Regions from separate parts of the Mus musculus genome. Here region 1 is linked to region 2. Evidence: chromatin loops called from intact Hi-C (ENCODE). Cell type or tissue: left cerebral cortex. All regions are shown on one strand. Links, peaks and the distances in the headings refer to the core of each region. The heading gives the core; the rest is flanking DNA. Region 1 overlaps Cntln (centlein, centrosomal protein). Region 2 holds the start of Cntln (centlein, centrosomal protein).

Region 1 (5,387 bases), core at 307-5,306, 88 kb after region 2:
AGGACACTGTTCTGCTTCCATGTGTATGTGGGCTTTCTGTTGTTCTTGTTGCTATTGAAGACCAGCCTGAGTGCATGGTGATCTGATAGGATGCATGGGATTATTTCAATAACTTTGTATCTGTTGAGGAAGAAATATATAGCCAACGGAGTTTTAGGCAGGAGAAATGTTTGTTCTTGTCTATGATTTAAGTTAGTTTAAGGAAGTTCCAGACTATCGACTGCTGCTGTCTGCATTAGATTCTTCCTAACTCTTTAGAGGATTATATTCTTAAGAGATAATTACTGGGGGTTTAAACATGTTCATTACACAAGTGTGTCATTAGCTTTCTGTATCAGTTGACATTTGTTGTAAAAGTTAGGAGTGAAATAATTTTCTGAGCATGTGTCTGTAACCAAAATAACTGAAAAATATAAGTTTAAAACCTTGCTTTTATGAAATTTATATCATCGGTGATATGTAGACATGCATAAGCAATAAAACCTTCAGCTTTGTCACATAGGGATAAGTGGTATGAAGAAAAATGTGACAAGAAAAATGTTTGTAGCTTAGATTGGGGAGGTTTCTAGTTAATTAGGATAGTACCAATAACGTTTAATGTGTGTGCTTGCATGTGGGACCACCCACCACAGCATGGTAGCCCTCAGGGATGGCATTCCTGAAGAAATATGATTCTCCCTCCTCCCACAGATCCTCAGTTGCCAGTAGCTTCACAGCTAGAGGTAGGACTTCAGGAAGTCCTTCTCTACCCATGCTGAGAGTTTGACTGCTCTGATCTTGTGCAGCCCTTATGCTTGTCACAGCTTATGAACATGGGCCCCTTTGCTATTCAGCAAATAACGTTTCATTGCAGGCACCCACCACTTGTGGCTCCTGTTGCTTCCTATTCTTCAGTGATCCCAGGGCCTTTGGGAATGGGGTATAAAATGGACTTAGAGTTTAACAATCTATAGTTTTTACTCACTGGGAGTTGACCAGTTGTGAGTATCTGTGTTAATCTCTGTCTAATGCACATAGAAGCTTCTCTAGTGATGGTGGAGAGAAGCACTAATTTCTTATTATAAAGATAATATATTAAGGGTAGTTTAATACTATTTCAATAATAGTTTTGGTAGATCAAGCCTAGGGCCTCAAACATACTAGGCAAGCATGTTGTGTAGTACCAGGCAGCATCCCCAGCCTCTAGTCTCCCTTGAACTTCAGATTTTCTAAGGGTTTTTGCATAGCAATATTTTTCTGTTACCTATTTCACTCTAATGTTCGTTTGTCTCTTTTACACACTTTTGAGATTCTAAGGCCTCCAGTTTGCAATTTTTCCTTTATCCAGTTTCTTGAACCCTCTCACACGAAGCATGGGTCAAGTGGAATCTTGAGATTGGCAACTTTGTCTGAATGCTACCTAAGTACTTAAAAAATTTACCTGGTTTCCAGGCTAGAGAAAATTTACCTGGTTTCCAGGCTAGAGATCAAAGCTCTTTACCTGTGGTTTTGTTTTTTTTTCTTTTGTGATTTTGTTTTACCTGTTATAAACCTTTTAGATTTACCATTTCTACATCCTTGCATTTTGTATTAATTTCTTCTTTGTAGTTAAGTGTCTAGCAGGATACAGAGATGAATCCTGTACATTCCCCCTGCATCTTATAAAATAAATATCATATACTTTTGTTTATACTTCATGTTTATTATGTTTAATACAAGTGCTCTAACTTTAGGTCCTTGAAGAAAATTTGATTGAAGCAAAGAAAGAAATTGAGTCAGCACAGACTAAATATAATGTTGTGTCACAACAGCTGAATAACAAACAGGCTGAACTTCTCCAAAAAGATATGGATATTACATTGATCAGGCAAGTATATTCAGTTTTGAATTTTATTAGAATATCAGTAGTCATTCAGCATGCGCACTTATGTACATGGATATTGTTAATACTTCCAAATGATAACAGTATGTCTCCCATAGGCACATATAGTTATGCAGTGAAAATCCGGAATAGTGTGACTAAAGCGGCACTAGTTAGTTGGGGGAGCGGGCTCCCCAGCACTGAGAGATCAGGACTCTGTTTAAACAAGAACAGTGCTTGCATATTGTTTTCTGAACTTTTCTTCTGAATATGAACAGTGCATTTTCCTTAATTTAAAACACTGGACTCACTTTTCTTACCTGTTCTTAAAGAGATTAGGATGCTGACAAAGGCACCTTAGGGAAGGACAGCTCCCTCCACCCCACCCCCACCCCCAGGTCCCCAGAGGGGAAGGTGTGTGGCATCTATGAACAAGTACTTCCTGTCCATGTGCTGCCGTGTGAGGTGAGACTAGGAAGCAGAGAGAATTCCCATCTGGATCTGACACCGGAGTACGACCTGCCAACCCCATGCCCGCATTGATCTGGGTTTGCATCCAGGCTCCAAGCCTAGAAAGTCAGCAACCTCAGCAGACAGTGCCAAGAGCTCGGGAGCCAGCCACAGCTCGGGAGCAGTGAGTTTGTGAGGAACAGTTCACAGCAGACTTGCACACAGACCCACGTACTTTTCATAATTCCTGTTCACTTTTCTTTGTTTCCTTATAAAGTCAGGTCAAATTCAAGCCTTCCCAGTGGCCCAGAGAGAGACAAGAAGGGAAGGAGGGAGAGAGAGGAAGGGAGGAAGGGAGGAAGGGAGGGAGGGAGGAAGGGAGGAAGGGAGGAAGGAGGGAGAGAGAGGAAGGGAGGAAGGGAGGAAGGGAGGAAGGAGGGAGAGAGAGGAAGGGAGGAAGGGAGGAAGGGAGGAAGGGAGGGAGGGAGGGAGGGAGGAAAGGAGGGAGAGAGAGAGAGAGAGAGAGAGAGAGAGAGAGAGAGAGAGAGAGAGAGAGAGAGAGATCTAACAGCATGGCTATAAAGTAGTGTAAGAGGTAGGACAAAGCACACACTCGTCGTCACACAGACATTTTAATTCTCAAAAGTCTCAGTAATGTGAGCATCTCCCTTCTCTATATCGTCTGGTTGTGTTTGTTATCACTGATGATACATATATTTTGAATTTAAAAATAATAATTTTGTGTATATGAATTCTTGCTCTTATTAAGAGACAGGCGGTGTATCTGAATACTGGAAGATAAATAATTTTTGTTCTTATTTTCTGCCTGTTATAGTTTAACTTCCTGACACACTTTTTACATGCAGCATTTATTGACATAGGTCTCTTGGCCACCGGGCTCTCACTGTCCACAGCGGACATACTACTGCTATCTCCTTTGTTAAGATTTCTGTTTTAGTAAGAGAAAACAGCACAACCTAAACCCATTTCTTCTGTTTAAATGCCTTTATCATATTCCTTAGAGGCACTGTGAAGTTCCTTATTCACTCATCCTCAAGATTTGAAGGTTATTTTTATACATTCCCACTCTTCAGTATTCTATGACTACTGAAGACAGTAGAAGATAGGTTTTGCATATGTATTTGTCTGTGTGGGTACAGGGTTTATAAATACACTTGAGAAAATTCTTGCCTTAAATGTCTAAAAAGCAAAGCTTATTTTCTCTGTATTAATTTTCATCAGTCTCAAATAACTATTTGCATATTTTTATCTTAAATCCTTTCATATTTTTAAGCTATACATAAGAAAATTGCCACTTTAAGTGCACTCTACATAATATATAAAATAAAATGTATTTTTGTTTATATATGTATATAAAATAGGTATTTTAACCAACTAGATGGTGGAACCTGAAATAATGTCTCTATAATTACTCTTTCTGTCAAAATAGAATATCCAAACAATTTTTAGTTTTTTATGATTCGTGTTACACAAGATTTCCTGCCATGGGGATCTGGAAGTCTGGACCCCAGAGGTGGTGCTCTCCTGGGTCCTGAGCATCTTAGCTCTTCCACTGGGTCATTTGTCTCCCACTTTACCAGTGTTCACCTGGGTGTTGCAAGGACAGTTTCCCTTGTGTTGTTTTTCTTCCTTCTGACTGTGGCGCCTCACTGTCTTATAGATCATCTCCAGAGTCACATGGTGGTTTGAAAACTTTATTAGACCTTTTGATGTATTTTATTTTTTCACTATACTTAATGTAAAATGAAAGCATAACTTACCATATATTTAAAAGTATCTGATGACTATAGTGAGAACCACTGCTTATGAGTTCATGGAACTAAAATTTTAACTTTATTTCAATAAGAAGGTGGTTCTATGACAATATATCCAGAATTTTTTATTTCTATCAAGCTATAAAAGAAAATTGATAAGTATTTGCCTTTGAAAACCACAGTAGTTCTGTCGATATTTTCTAGATGTATGTGATAAATATTAAGTACTTTATATATTATCTTATTTATTAGTAAGTTTGCCTGCAATAAAAAATAGCAGATGAAAATAGGACGGCAATCTATCCCCTTAGATGAGCCCAGTTATTTAACTGCACTGACCTGTATTCATGCTTCTCTCCTTATCGCTTGCTCTGCACAGGAAAGAGCTGCAGGAGCTGCAGAACGTGTACAAGCAGAACAGTGCCCACACAGCCCAGCAAGCAGACCTGATCCAGCAGCTCCAGGCTCTCAACATGGACACGCAGAAAGTCCTGAGGAACCAGGAAGACGTCCACACGGCCGAGAGCATGTCATACCAAAAAGTACGCTGCTGTGTCACTGTGAAAATGTGAAGTTCTATGGATGAACTTAGGAAGACAGACTCAAGCTTTGAGAAATTTTCTATCTTTTTTTTACATGGTTTTTAACTTGTTAATATTTAAGTTTTTGTGAGCTTTCTATGGTAAAATTTAAAAAGTTGAAAATACAGACATAAAAGCAACTTGTAATCAGAACTTTTATTTCTTCTATGAAACATCTAGGTACAATAGTACTCGTATTATAAGAAATAATTGGATCAAGTGTGATCCTGATGTGTGACCTAAGGTACCTATGAAATCCACATCGTTTTATTGGTGAATGTGCTCAGACACTAAGGCGACAATGATGTGGTCTTCACAGGCATTCCTTTTCAATGATTTCCCTCTTTCTTTCTGAGTTTCTTGTTAGTAGTTGCTGTACTCTAGTTGATTCAGGATCCTGCAGCAAGGCTCACGTGTCTCTTTAGCTATGCCAACAGACATCATGAGAGTTATGTTCCTCTATAATAGCTGAGACTAGGTGAGGTTGGAGGAGGTTAAAGATGGTTTTTTGTTTTTTTATCCCCCAGTTCTGGGGGCAGCAGGTGGTAGGTGGAGCTTGTGGGTGTTCTTTACCCAGTGCAGTAGCTGATGCTGTGTGCAGGTGGGCTAGGCTGATGGGTGCAAGTATGTAGTCAGCTTCAAAGCTGTCTTTGTTGAGAGGCTTCTGTATGCTTATAGGGAGTCAGTGCTCGTCCCAGGAGATTTTTCTGGGCCCAGCAGGTTCTCAGTTACTCTAGAGGC
Region 2 (5,387 bases), core at 267-5,266:
CAGGCAAGTAAACACACACACAAATAAATCTTTCTTTTAAAAAATAATAAAGTATTGATATATACTACAACATGGGTGAATTCTGATATAATATATAAAAGCAGACATAAAAGCTTACATAGACTCCATTCTTCAATGTTTAGAATAAAAATGTACAGAAATAGATAGAAGTTGGTGATTTTGGGGTTAGTGGGAGGAAGAATGTGAAATGACTGAATGGGCATGGAGGTTCTGACTTGAGATGATAAAAATGTTCTGGAACTAGACTGTGGGGATGGTTACTAACATAATACTACTTCATTGATAGTTGAAATAATTTAAAACGTTATGTGATAAATTTTACGTTAAGTGATATTGCCATTATACAAGTCTTCTAAAAGTATTTGCCTAGGCAAAGATACAGATTCAAGATATTACCCTTTGGGAGACTCTATCTATCCATCTATCTATCCATCTTGTATCTATTATCCTATCTATCTATCTATCTATCTATCCATCCATCTTGTATCTATTATCCTATCTATCTATCTATCTATCTATCTATCTATCCATCTTGTATCTATTATCCTATCTATCTATCTATCTATCTATCCATCTTGTATCTGTTATCCTATCTATCTATCTATCTATCTATCTATCTATCCATCTTGTATCTATTATCCTATCTATCTATCTATCTATCTATCCATCTTGTATCTATTATCCTATCTATCTATCTATCTATCTATCCATCCATTGTATCTGTTATCCTATGTATATTTATAATACTTCTATCATCTATCACCTATCAATTGATCGATTGAGATATTGCATCAAACACACTAGAAATCATAATAGAAAATATTACATTGCTTTTCCAAAGACTCTAGGGTTAAATGAAGAAATAAGCAATGACCAGTAGGAGGCACTCACATGTATTTCAGGCTATACCAGTGAATTCCCAGTGTTAAACCCAGTAAAATACCATATATTCTTGGAATGCAATGCTTTGTTTCAAATTACTGTTGAGATGAAAGGCATTGTTTTTTGAATTAAATGGATTTAAACTCTAGCTTCTCTAATATAGTATCAGACATGGAGTGTCATGAAATTTACAATGACCTCTGAAGTCTCAGTTTCTAGTACAATGCGGATGACATCTAATTCGATATAAGTGAATTTAATTTGAAAACTATTATTGGACTCAGCAAATGTTAGATGTTCAACACGATAGTTCTTTGTAGGACAAGTTTATATGTACTTTTCCTTTTTTATTTCTATGGGTACCTATGTGTGTGGAGACCTGAGGTCCTGCGTCTCCTTCAATCATTCCCCATCTCAGTTTTTGAGACAGAGACTCTTAATGATCTTGGAGCTTGCAGATTTGGCTAGAGTAGCTGACCAGCAAGTCACAGGATCTGGCCTCTGTCTCCTAAATTCTGGGATTACAGGTCTGCCAACATCATGGCAGCCGGCTTTGGAAAACACACGTGGGCTCTGAGGGATTGAATTCATGATTTCACGGCAAGCACTGCATGGGCTGAGCCATCATGGCCCCGAGCCCTACATGCACTGGAAACATGTAATTCTCTAATACACTTTGCAGTGTTGGAAGGATGACCAGAGGCAGTCTTCGGGCATGCCGACTCAGTACAGGCAAAAATGGTTTGAAAATGGTAACTTCACGGTGGGACTCTCAATCCCTACTTCAAATCTCTTCCAAGAATTCTGTAAACTTTTCCTAGAAAACAAAACAAACAAACAAACAAACACCCCCCCCCCAACAAACCAGCAACAACAAAAAAGTAATTCTATCTTTCTGTGAAACTCAGCTCAGCGTGCGCGCGTTCACTAAGTTTAGCACTCTGGAGGAAGTGTCTTAAGGGCAAAGAAAGGTTATTGTGTTTTTGAAGTTTATAGCAAAGCAAGTGAGAAAAGACCAGAGACTAAAAAAGTGAGTCAGTCTCATTTCTTTCATCAGACTCCATTGCTGACTTTAGTTCGGTCCAAGGACACCAAGCCGTTGGGCCTTGTAGGACAAAGTTGCTCTGATATCCAGCCAAGGGATAAAGAAATTGACATAAAGACTCAAAGGAAACCATGACTCTTGCAAAACAAAAGACAAAGGGTGTAGGAAGGATCATAATTCAAGTGGGAAGCCTGCTCGATAGTCCCAGCTCAGCACAAGGCTTTCCGCGTCTCCTTGACTTCAGTCGGTTAGATGTCAGCCGCACGTAAGGCAGCGTTGCCAAGGGGTGTGAAGAAAACACTTAACTCTAAAACCTATTCCCTGATCCTCAAGGAGCTTACAACAGCGTTGGAGAGATTAGCGGGGTAACTAACACTTGAGGGCGGTCAATGAAACGTGAAAAACGAGTTGGCAGAAGCCTTGGAGGAGGAAAGAATTCACAGTTCTGGATCACTGGGGGCTGGGGGCTTGTCAGGAAGGCTTTAAGACGAGGGATGTAAAGTAGGCCCTCGGCGGAGCTAGGGCGTTAGGAGGGCGGGAAAGTCAGGCACTTCGGACTCGGGACAGTGGAGGCGCCAGCAATGAACTTGCTGGTCGAGCCTCCGCCGGCCCGGCGCGCATGCGCAGATCAGCTCAGCCGCCCGCGCTCGGAGCTGGGCCCGCGGCAAGCCCACTAGGAACCGCGATCGCCGGACCAGGCGGGAAAAGCTCCGCGCATGCGTAGGACGGCAGGCCAGGCTCCCCAGGATGGGGAAGGGAAGGTGGAGTTTTCAAGCGGGAACTTGACCCGTTAGGCGCCGCGGCCATGGCGGCGCGCTCGCCGTCTTCCTCGCCGCCTCCGCCCCCGGTGCGGCGGTCCAGCCGGCGGTCCCTGCGCGTCGGGCGCGGAGCCGAAGTGCACGCTGTGCGCAGCGAGGCCTCGGGTCTGGCGGGCGCCGCGAGGGAGGTCGTCGCGGATAAAAGCGACTTACTTTGGAGGGGCGAAGAAGGGTCAGGGGGACGGCGAGGGTCGGGGCGGGCCGGGGCCGCTGTCGCTCCTGTCGCCAGCGCGCCCGCGGGTTCCTGGTGGCCAGAGGGCCTCTCCTCGGAGGAGGCGAAGGCGACGCGATCGCAGCTGCTGGAGGAAGAGCTGAGCAGCCTAAAGGAGGAGCTGGCCCTGTGTCAGGTATCAGGACTGGCCGCCGGCCTTCCTGTCCACGGCCCCGGCCGGGGGCAGCGCCGCCCATCACCGCCGCCCGAGCTCATGCTCGCGGCCCGGGGCACCTAGTGAACCCTCCCGGGACGCGCCCTCCAGGCTCCACGCCCTGCCTCTGCCCACTGTCTGGGCTGCAGGCTCTGTCCCGCTGCAGACCCGGGTTTCGATTTTAATAGGATGCTCTCCAGAGGCTCCTTCCTCAAAGCCCAAGTTCCTGGTGCTGTCTAGTGATACCCAGTGCCCACGAGTGGAGTGCATTCGTGAATTGAAATAAACAGGACCGTGTCAGAAAAATAAAATCCACTGATGGAAATTGCCCGTTTTTAAACTTCAGACCCACACTTAACCCTTGTTCTTACCTTGTTAAACTTAAGTTCCAAACACAACCACAGTTTTTAGAAAGCCCTGGGAACGGGACTACAACCTTAGGATGCTACGTATTCATTTATTAACTTCCAGTGATCCCATAGTGAAGTACTTTCATGTGAGTGTGCCAGAGGAAAGCAGTTGTTAGAGCAGTCATCTCACATTACTTCCCAGATTAGTTTGAGGGTTTGGGGATGGTGAGCTTGCCTGTCCTTCAGTGCAGAGTATTTATTTATTTATTTATTTAGTTAGTTTATTGGTTTTGCCTTCTCACCACCATCTCCTTAGATTTGGCTCTAACCACATATAGGGTTAGGAAATAAAAATGTTGAGAATTCATTCAGTTAATTACAAGTCTTTAAGGGAAAAAAATCGCTGTATTTAAGAGACACTAATTAGGAACCGCCAACACCAGAGACAGCATCAACAGAGCAGCATTATCACGTTAGATTAGTAAAACCTTGAAACTCTCTTACGGTTCTGTTGGGTTCTCTTGCTCCGTTTTATAGGTCTTTTCTGTAAAGACAAGAGAATCGTGTGTAACTTGAATACATCATTGGTTAAGCAGATTGGGGAGCAATGATCAGACTGCACCCCTTTCAGTTACTCATTTTCTATTGGCTGGCAAAACAGCAAAAGGATGTCTATAGGTCAGGGATGAACTAAGGCATTTTGTCCTCTGTAAACCTCGCCCTTGGGGAATTTAAAGATGTGTGCTCATGCTAAAGGCTTTGCTAAAGTAACAATCAATGGCCCTGCCCACATATTCTATACTGTCTCTCTACTCCCATATTTATAACCTTAAAGATGAAAATGTCCAGTATGGTACTGGCCTTGGTGATTTTGGGCACTCCTGGACTAGGAAATGATTGCAATACTTGAGGCAGATGTAAGAAATAGAAATGGTCCTGATTAGCTTAGAATGGCAATTCTTGAAATTTGATAATATTAGGAGATGATCAGAGACATTTCAGTAATAGATTCCAAGAAAGGAGGTTGGCAGTATCAAGATTATAGCCAAATCATTTTCTTGTCATAGGGAGACTAAGGGGAAATAACTAAACTAGTTGTAGCATAACAAAGTTAAACCTTTAGATTTTTCATGTGAATTTTACTTATTATCCACCCATAAATCACAGAACCTGAGAATATTTCAATATATTGTTAGTGCAATCTAAAGTAAAAAAAAATCATTTTATATTTCAACTTACATGGAACACATATATAGGTATGAAACACTTGTATAGGTCTATGCAGTTGCAGAGAGATTACTTACCATAACAGAATGTCATCAACTTTCCTAAGTTTCTTTAAAAATATTACTGAGATTCAAATAATATTTATGCCCTGTAAGGGTCAAACATGCAGCTTTGAAAAAAGAGCTTTGCTACTGAATGTATTACCATGAGTAGTGCTTGATTTATGTTTGTTTCTTTCTTTAATATTTAATTTATTTGATTATTATCAGTGAAGAAGTTTGGGTGATTCCATGTATCACTCTTGGAGCACCTCAGAAAAGTCACATGGTGGAAGACAAATGTTTCTCTTCCTGTGAGCCCCTGATTGTATTATCTAGTTAAGCATTTTTGCATGTGTCCCCAGGTTAGGAAGGAAATTTCATGAAGGAAAGGCTGCTTAGATGGAGTGAAAAGCTGTCTATTGTGTTTACAGAGGGAAGGAGTAGCTTCTAAATGTAGCAAGGAATTTTCATGATGTTTTTATCCCATATTTCATTTTTTAAGAGATTATTCTAGTCTCTTCTTTGTTGCTATGCCGTCTTTCAAGACTAAATCCTTTTTGTGACAACATGCAGAAAAGTATGTGCTTATGCACAGCCATCACCATTTGTAGACAAGTTGATGAAACAAGAAGATGTTG

Evidence for each region. Peaks named below come from ENCODE experiments on the same cell type or tissue, not always from the same donor. Only the 100,000 strongest peaks of a DNase experiment are listed, where the experiment ranks them.
Region 1: it touches region 2 in a loop (2.3-fold over the local background); 2 of 42 quality-filtered maps call a loop at or near these places.

What each region holds. Positions count from the first base shown.
Region 1 is chr4:84,969,419-84,974,805 of GRCm38, forward strand. It overlaps Cntln (centlein, centrosomal protein), which reads left to right. Exons shown (of 26, transcript NM_175275.4): 6 at 1,713-1,846; 7 at 4,445-4,607. Among named protein-coding and RNA genes, the nearest start is that of Cntln, 88 kb to the left of the region's middle. In left cerebral cortex, for the core only: no CTCF peak of the experiment used is centred there; DNase peaks (open chromatin) are centred at 2,409, 3,286, 3,859, 4,514 and 2 more places; H3K27ac peaks cover 1,718 bases.
Region 2 is chr4:84,881,712-84,887,098 of GRCm38, forward strand. Cntln (centlein, centrosomal protein) reads left to right here and starts at 2,598. Exons shown (of 26, transcript NM_175275.4): 1 at 2,598-3,113. The coding sequence starts at 2,754. In left cerebral cortex, for the core only: CTCF peaks have their summits at 890 (motif pointing right), 2,491 and 2,726; DNase peaks (open chromatin) are centred at 2,621 and 3,165; H3K4me3 peaks cover 1,843 bases; H3K27ac peaks cover 945 bases.